Linked DNA regions of Mus musculus: region 2 is linked to region 1. Evidence: chromatin loops called from intact Hi-C (ENCODE). Cell type or tissue: left cerebral cortex. All regions are shown on one strand. Each heading gives the region's core, and the rest is flanking DNA. Links, peaks and the distances in the headings are about the cores only.

Region 1 (4,622 bases), core at 776-3,275:
CTTGCGATGTTTGAGCATTATTGCTAATCTCCACTAGTACCAAAGATCCATATGTTTTCCTCTATAAACACTGAAATATATATATATACACATACACACACACACACACACACACACACACACACACATATATATATATATATATATATATATATATATATATATAGAGAGAGAGAGAGAGAGAGAGAGAGAGAGTAATGGTACTTGGAAGATAACCTGGTGGTAGAGGCAGCACTGAATTGGAAATACCCTCTTTCATTAAGTCTGTGGTCGGTTTTTTAAGTGTCTCAGTGAGCCAAGTGAGACACTTCCCAACCCTATCTTCTAACTTAGCAGAGACCTGAAGAACTATTTATCCACAGCCTACCTTTGTGAAAGGTTTCCACTGTAGGGCTCCACGAGGAATAGACTGATAATATCAAAGGACAAAGACCAGCATCGCAGAGTGCCGGCTAATCTTATGTCAACTCAACACACAGACTAGAGTTATCTGAAAGGAGGGACCTTCATTTGAGAAAAGGCCTCCATAAAATATGTCTGTAACAAGTCTGTAGGACATTTTCCTAATTAGTGATTGATGGGGAGAGCCTAGTTTATTATGGGTGGTGCCATCTGTGGGCTGGCGGTCTTGGGTTCTAAAGAAAGCCAGATGAGCGAGCCGCGGGGAGCAAGCCATTACGCAACATCTTTCCATCAGCTCCTACAGCCAGGTGCCTGCCCTGACTTCTTCAGTGATGAACAGCAATGTTGAAGCGTAAGCCAAATAAATCTTTCCTCCCCAACTTGCTCTTTGGTTATGGTGTTTTGTTGCAGCAATAGGACCCCTAACTCAGACATACAGTTTCTAGCTTTTAGCTGGTATCTCAGCCCCATAGGTTTTATAACTAAATGATATATGTGAGAATTGAAACAGTCTCTCCAATAGCATAGCTCTACGGTGTTTTGCTTCACTAAAAAGTACTAATTTGCTGAATACCCATGTTATATTCCAATCACCATAGCTATACTTTGCCATTAAACTGTATTTTTAATTTGTGTATTCGATATATGTATGTGTGCACATGAACACACATATACATGCAGAGCCACAGGTTAGTGTCAGATGTCTTCCTCTGTCATTTCCCACTTTATTTTGAGACAAGGTCTTTCACTGAGTTTGAGACTAGCTGTTTCAGCAAGGCTAGGTGGCCAGTAATCTAGGGAAATCCATTCCTCTGCTCACCCAACGCCGGGGTTACAGGTTGAACCATTACGACATCTTCATTATTTGTGAATGCGGAGGAACCAATCAGACCTCACACCTCTACCCACGGAGCAATCTGCCCAGCCTGCACTGAAATATTTTCATAAGGGCATCCAAAGATGGAAGGGCCTTAGGGTTCCAATTCCCTTTAAAAGCCCAAGATAGACAGTCCTGTAATGCCGCAACTATTCTTAGGACATTTGCCCAAGAAAATGTTAGCTTTTGTTTCAAGCAGTTTTTTTTTCTCAGCTCTCTTCCATCTTTCAAGGGAGCAGCCTCTCTGAGCCAGTGGTTATCACCCTTCTTAACGCTGTGGCTCTGTAATAGAGTTCCTCATGTTGTGGTGACCCTTAGCCATAAGATTGTCATTGTTGCTGCTTCATAACTAATTTTGCTACTGTTGTGAATCATAATGGAAATGTTTTGGATGAGTCTTGTGAAAGGGTTGTTTGACCCTTAGAGGGGTCTCGACACTCAGGTTGAGAACCACTGAGCTAAAAGATCAGCATAGCTTCTTTAAATCAAATAACCACAGCAGGTAAAGGGTTGGCCAAAGAAAATAGCCCAGAAGAAGATAGCTGGCTTTTGGAAAGTGCCTGATTAATGATGGACCTCACCCAGAGCAGTTAGACCCTGGTGGTTCCCAGATGTGGCTAAAGAGACAGCTGACTTCACTGTTTCTCAGGATGAAATGCCCTGTAAATGTCTCCTGTGACTGGCTAGTCTCAATCATAAGGGCATGATTTCTACAGCAGTAGTGAAAAGATGGCTTTTGTTAAGTTAAGGTTGTCACAATTAAGGTTTCAAAAGAGGAAAAATGTGTGGATTTTTTCAGTCAAAATTGAATTTTGACCAGCAAATGTTGTCAGGCACAATTCTCTCTTCTCTTATTTCTAGTCTCATGTTTAAAAAAGAAAAGCACCCACAAATAGTAGAGGCATTGCTTATATTTCTTGTCTCCTTGTTTTCTTCTGTTACAAAGTTTTCAACTGAGCTGGTTAGTTCCCATCAACTTGACACAAAGTCACCTTGGAAGAGGGAACCTTGGTTGAAGGCTCCCTTCTGTCTGATGGGCCTGTGGGCATGTCTGTGGGGCGTTTTCATCATTGCCAGTTGATGTGGGAGGCCCAGCCCACAATGGGCAGCACTACACATGGGAAGATGGTCCTGGCTTGTGTACAAAAGCAACCTAAACGGCCATGGGGAGCAAGCCAGTAAACAGCATTGCACTGTGATCAGTACTTTTCAGTCCTGTTTCTGGGCTCTGGAGTTGACTTTTTGCCTAGGCTTCCTTTGGTGGTAGGCTGTTACTTGTATCCCAAAATGAACACTTTCCTCCTAACTTGGTTTTGGGCATAGTTTTTGTCATCTCAACAGAGAAGCAAACTAGAACATCAACTCAACCTGTTGATGAGAAAGAGAGCCAGAGTATCTGTCTATCAACTTGGGATAGAGCAGAAGAGCTCTTAAGACTAAAGCTGCCTGCCTTTCACGATAGAACGATAGAACGGTAATCCAGGGTAATTGTTTATTCTTTTTCTCACCAGTCAGCTCAAGTCCTACAAAAGAAACTTTAAAAGAAGGATTCTTTTAAATGAGTTCACTATGGCAAGAATGTATCTTAGGACTCCTCACACCTGGATGGCCCAGGTTGCAGAAAGGGATGCTGGGCTCAGCTGGCTTTCTTCCCTTTCCTTTGTATTCACTCAGTCTAGGATGAGAGGGTTCTTGGGATGCAGCTGCCAATGTTCAGGATTACTCTTCCTTTCTTCAATAAGCCTCTCTGGAAACACCTCACAGACACACACACACACACACACACACACACACACACACTCAGCGGTGTGCTTCCTGGGTGACTCTGCACCCAGCCCAGTTGACAGTGGAGATTAACCATGACAGGTGTGTCCTGGGAACCAGGTAAAGACACTTACTTCTGAGCCTTTTGTGTATTTTCTCCTGGGCGATGTAATCTGATGTCCTAACATCACAATTATTCATGTGAGGAACAGGTATAATGTGGGAGACGGGATAGAAGTCATGGAGCTGAAAACCTTAGTCACTCTTACCTGCTGTGATTGTAATTGTAATTCCTCGCAAGTATCATCCAGCCTTAAACACACACACACACACTCGCACATGCACACGCACACACAGTCTTACATTTTATTCTTCACAAAATGCTGGGGTCACTCCAAAATCTGGATGCTTTCACTGACATAACCAAAATTATTTATTACTGTTATTATTATTATTATTATTATTGTTATTATTATTATTATTATTTTGCTCAGATAATCCCAAATTTCTTCTTGGCTCTAAAACCACAAGTACTCAAATATGCCTCCCACAATGCAGTTTGAGCCTTGCTAAGTAATGTATTTCTTATGTTAAGTAGACCAAACTATTAACTACAACCTTGTCTTAACTGCATAAATATAGACAAGTTATTTACCTTCAGTTTCCGCACCAGTGATATTAGGAGGCTAAGTATACTGAACACATACACTCTGAAAGTGGTAAGTAGACAAAAAGTGCAGGATTGGCGGGGGTGGGGTGCATTCCGCTAAGATAATGGGGTTGCATTTAGTCAGAGGTACTATTTACAGACTTGTAGAAAGCAACTATTTAAAGAGTTGGAAGTATCCCAGTGCTGAAAAACAAGAGGGCAACTACCTCTTTAGGGGGTGAAAGGGTTCCGGAAAGAGAAGATTCTTAATCCCAGAGGAAGCAGTTGTAGTTAAGAGTTGTGGTGTGGTTGCAGTTGCAATAGTCATGTTTGTAGTCTGGTTGTACTTGTGGTTGCTGTTGTTGTAGTTGTGGTTGTAATAGCTGTAGCCGTCACTGTAAGAGATGACCATTGGCAGACCCTTCTATAAAACCCTACAGCCGGCTCTTGGTGGCCCAGTACAGGTGAAGTGAAAGAATCAAGCACTACGAAATTCCTCCTACCCCTCCACCCAATCTGCTACCAATGACTCCCATTCAGCACACCAAAACTGATGCAGAAGTGAGAGCCCGCAAAGTACCACACGCTGGGGCCCAGAGCAGGAAGAATGGTACAGACAGGAGCCCGAGGGGACATCAGAGCCCATCCTGAACAAATTCCTGTGTGGCGCTTATTCCTTCTTCAGGATATGAAAGTCCTTTGCTCCTGCAGCAGTGCCAAAGATAAAAGGGAAAACATACACACTATATTTCTTTACAACACTATTGAGGTTTGTATGGGACAAAGAAGGTGCAATAAATGGATGCCCAAGAAGAATGAGCCCTTCATAGGTCTGCAAGCTCTACAGTGTCTCGCCCTCAGGTCAATCTGACCTGACTGTCTGAGGACACAGATGAAGACACACAGGGATGGGAGAAAACAAAGGAAGCC
Region 2 (4,622 bases), core at 1,078-3,577, 520 kb before region 1:
AGACAGAAGATCTGTCATACATTTGCACTTAAATTGCTTTGTAGTGTTTGTATATATTTGAGGCAGCTGTGAAATGTTTTTATTATAGTCAAATGGCAATGAGAGCTACATGACAATAGTGAGCTCATCTTCTGGTATCATTTCTTCCTAAAGTTTCATCAGTCAGAGTTGAGAAAGTGGAGTTGTATGATAGCCGTTTTTGATGTTGTCTTTGTGTCTGCTCTAGGAAGATGACCCTCCCAGTGAAGGGCAGGTGATTAGGAGGCCCCACAAAAAGCGTCATGAAGATGCCATCGTTGCCCTTCTTACTAAGCAACAACGGGAGTTATTAGTTTCACAGCAAGAGGAGGTACTTTTCAACCATAAAGATTTTTGGGGGGAGGGCTAGATATAAATACAGGAAAAATATTAAATATCCAACTTTTAATTTTGATAAGACAGTGTTTAAGATACTCTATAATCAGAGTCATGGTCCTTTTAACCTAGATTGAACTGAGCTTTGTAACTGAGAAAAATTTCGACAATCTCCTCCAAACTTTTATGTTACAATTTAAAAACACAACAAAAAAATATGAAGCTTTAAAGATACAATTATTTTGTGTGTGTGTGTGTGTGTGTGTATGTATGTGTGTGTGTGTGTATGTGTGTGTATGTATGTGTGTGTGTGTATGTGTGTGTGTGTATGTGTGTGTGTATGTATGTGTGTGTGTGTGTATGTGTGTGTGTATGTATGTATGTGTGTGTATGTATGTGTGTGTGTATGTGTGTGTGTGTGTGTATGTGTGTGTGTGTATGTATGTGTGTGTGTGTATGTGTGTGTGTGTATATGTGTGTGTGTGTGTGTGTGTGTGTGTGTTCGGTTCCAGCCCACACCCACATACATATGAATACACATACAATACCAAATGCCTTTTTAAACTTGTTTTCAGAAAAGGTTTCCATGTACTTACTTACTGTGTGTGGGAGCAAGTGCACACCCAGATGTAGAGGTCAAGGCTGACTTGGGGTAGTAGGTTCTTCCCTACCATTCGGGTTCCAGGGATTGAATTCCTTAGCAGATGTCACAGATGGTAGCCCTTACTTGCTAAGCTGTCTTGCTGGGCCCTAACCTAACTTTTTAGACTTATTATTTGTGTACCTGAAATGTGACATTATAAGCACTTGTGTGTTATGAATCATCATATTTACAAGAGAGTTCCTGCTTTGGATGATTTACTATAATGGGCCTAATGGTTTTTCTTATTACTGAAGGACTTGGATAACAGCGTGGGTGAGCTTAGTGAAGGACAGAGGCTCGTGCTGAAAGCAGCAGAGGACATCTCAGCAGGACCGTCCGGCCAAATGCTGCCGCCCACTTCTCCTGCAGAGCCCTCCTATCAGCACGCAGACCCTCGGCTGGTATTGCAGCAGTCTGACATGGCCTCAGGTACACACAACTAGTTCTTCTTGGTGTTTCTAAAAAATACTACTTTAATCCTATTGCAGTCTCTTACATTCTTCCCAGGCTGTTGCTGTAGTGTACTTTACATTACAATCCAGCGATGTGTTCTTTGTATGAATAGATGAAGGCTTGAAGATTTTATTATATCTTTTCTATGATATACAACACTTTCTCCTGAATATGTTTTGTGTGTCTTCATTCGTATGGGCACATTGGGAGGGATATGAGACAATTTTTGTAATATACATACTTAAAAATTTATAATATAGATGTACTATTTTAATGTATACTAGAAAAATATAACCTCTCAGAACCAATAGCCATGTTTAAGACAGAGTTCAATGAGATCATACCACTCTAGAAATGTGTTCTCTATAGAGTGTGATTTCTCAGATGTAGTGTTTAGTGTGTTTGGGCTATCTTTAAGAGTAACTGCAATTTCTGTTGTAGCACTTTGGCGATTACTAGCATAGAGTTAATTCTCATTGTCTGTGGTAGTGTAGCCTATAAGTTAAGCACGTATATATTAGGAAACACTGAACTCTTAGGAGAAATACAGGATTGGGTTCCAGGAAGCCTCTTGGAACGTTGTCACATGATCGGTATTTAACCTGGCTTTATGTGTGTTTCTGTTTAAAGACATTGTATTTAGTTTCTGTGATTGATTCACCAACACTGAAATCACAGCCAAAACACTATAATTCATTCCCAAAGAAGTGTATATAACACATAGTCCTCCCCAGGCGTGTCAGAGTCTTCTTGTGCTCAGGAACACTGGGCAGTAATTTTCTTTTGAAATGATTTAGGTATCATTCTAAGTTCCCAAAGCACAAATGTGCGTGTCTGTACTTAGGTCTGTCTGTCTTTCTGTCTGTCTGTCTCTGTGTCTTGCACATACGTAAGTGGGGAGGAAGGAAAGTATAAAGGAGAGTGAATGAACACAAAAATGTGGAAAACTTGGCATTAACTTCACTGTTCAAAGGTCATCTCTTATAGCTAATGTAAAAAGGCAGAGTGGGGAATTTTATGGTGGGTGATGGTTTTTCACTGCATTGCTAAGAGCCACAAAAAGACCATAAAGTTTCTGTGAACAGTGAGTTTTCATTAGAATTATGTTTCTGTGAGTAGGTAACTTTGCAAATGGAAATTGGCCAGTTAGGTGGGTTCTGACTTTCCCAGACTCATTAATGCATTCTGTATTAGGTTGGTGCAAAATCAATTGTGGTTTTAGACAATAAAATTTAAATCACTGTAACTAAACTCTAACACATCTTTATCAGATAGAAACTATTATAATCAACATGCTTTTTTCTACAAGAAATTGACTTGCTTATTTCTATAACATAAAACTCTATGCTTTGCAGCTTGACAAATTCCTGAAAAGTATTTTCTGCATTCTGCTGGTTGTGGAAATACTCATCCTGCTAAAAGTTCTGCAAAAGCTTAAAGAGGCAGCAGTTGGTTGGTGAGATAAGTGAAGCTGGTGTATCAGGCAACAGCTTGGTACTAATTTCTTTGGCCCTGTCCGTTCACCTTTTGAAGCACTGGCTGCGCAGGGCGCTGAGTAACCCCGAGCTTTCCCGCCTGTGCCTAAATCCCAAGTGTCCACTTAGAGGCTGCTTACTAACAATGCGATGGCCTTTGCTACACTTGTTCCCTGACTGCCTCATAACTTATTTCACCTATGCAAACTCTTCTGTTTGCCACAAGGCTGGTTACCTCCCCTCAGTTTCTTTCTTTATTCTTTTTGTTTTTTTCGAGTCCCCTCAGTTTCATACGCCTAACTTCCTCAGAATCTGGGTGGCAAATCTCCTGCCTCTATCTACCAGAGTTTTAATCTGTCTACTGAAACTTTCACCTTCTACATCCTGCTTTTTGTTAATAGGCCATCAGGTTTTTATTGACACAAAGTACTCAAGGGTCGTCCCTATAGTAAGTAGTTGGCTGTGGTTGTGGAGAAGACGCTGACAGAGAGTTGGGCCTCGCTGGCCAGGGCTGTCTAAGCATCCCAGTGTGCTGAGTGTCTCAAGCATCCCAGTGTGCGAGTGTCTCAAGCATCCCAGTGTGCTGAGCGTCTCAAGCATCCCAGTGTGCGAGTGTCTCAAGCATCCCAGTGTGCTGAGTGCTCCTCAGATGCCATGGTTTCCTGGGGTTCAGGAAGATTCCGTGGCTGGATGGATTGGCCACGGGCAGGAGCCAGGATTTTTCTTTCCATGCAAGTTTAGCTTTGGGAAGTGTTTTGGAGCTTTTTAGTCCAACCTCTGAGTTGGTCACTGATGGTTGTCAGATACGAACCACTTTTTGCTCCATGTTGCAGTCCAATCAAATAATGTTTGGTTATCGCTGCATAGAATAACAGGGTGGAAGTTCAAAGGTATGACTTATAAATTATTTTTTAGTCATCTCATGAGGTCCTCACCCAACTTTTCTACTTTTCCAACTTAATTCAAGTGTCTAGCGGCCATCAGTGATCCACACTGAATTCTTGGCAACATTAGTGTAGTCATAAGAGCATCGCTTCAGTAATGAACGATTGTCACCAGGTTTGATGACTGGGCCACTGCACACCTCGTTGTCAAGGCCTTCATCTCTTTTGCAGAGCGTCTCCACACACCTCTGCCTTGTGTGTTCATTAGCACTTTCAGGGCCAGATGAGTTGGTAATGTTGTTAGTTGTCTGTACTTTTTCATTGTCTATTTGAACTGGAATAAGAAAATTGCTTCAACTTGTTTCTTGTTCATAGTCATTACTATAATATAAATATAAAGTAGGCAACAAGTAGTGTCACTAGCAAAAAACCAAAACCAAACAAAGCCAAAAGACCCACGACTCCGAAGTAGGAGCGTTAAAATGATATAAAATATTACCGTATTTATTTAAGAATTTATTCCAAAATCAAAAGATAAATTTCAACAATACAAAAAAGTTTACTCTTGCCGGGCATGGTGGCACATACCTTTAATCCCAGCACTTGGGAGGCAGAGGCAAGCTAATTTCTGAGTTCGAGGCCAGCCTGGTCTATAGAGTGAGTTCCAGGACAGCCAGGGCTATACAGAGAAACCCTGTCTCAAAAAAACAGAAAAAAAAAAGTTTATTCTTACACCAGCTTGAATAAATGACACTTTAGGACATTTGAAATTAGACATTAGAGCATTGTGGAATATTTAGTGTTGGCTTCATG

What was found. Peaks named below come from ENCODE experiments on the same cell type or tissue, not always from the same donor. Only the 100,000 strongest peaks of a DNase experiment are listed, where the experiment ranks them.
Region 2: it touches region 1 in a loop (9-fold over the local background); 22 of 42 quality-filtered maps call a loop at or near these places.

The regions. Positions count from the first base shown.
Region 1 is chr12:71,708,393-71,713,014 of GRCm38, forward strand. The region is part of intron 2 of 9630002D21Rik (a long non-coding RNA gene); the gene reads left to right. Among named protein-coding and RNA genes, the nearest start is that of Gm46356, 81 kb to the left of the region's middle. In left cerebral cortex, for the core only: no CTCF peak of the experiment used is centred there; no DNase peak of the experiment used is centred there.
Region 2 is chr12:71,193,041-71,197,662 of GRCm38, forward strand. It overlaps 2700049A03Rik (RIKEN cDNA 2700049A03 gene), which reads left to right. Exons shown (of 30, transcript NM_001163378.1): 26 at 227-349; 27 at 1,252-1,426. Among named protein-coding and RNA genes, the nearest start is that of 2700049A03Rik, 59 kb to the left of the region's middle. In left cerebral cortex, for the core only: no CTCF peak of the experiment used is centred there; no DNase peak of the experiment used is centred there.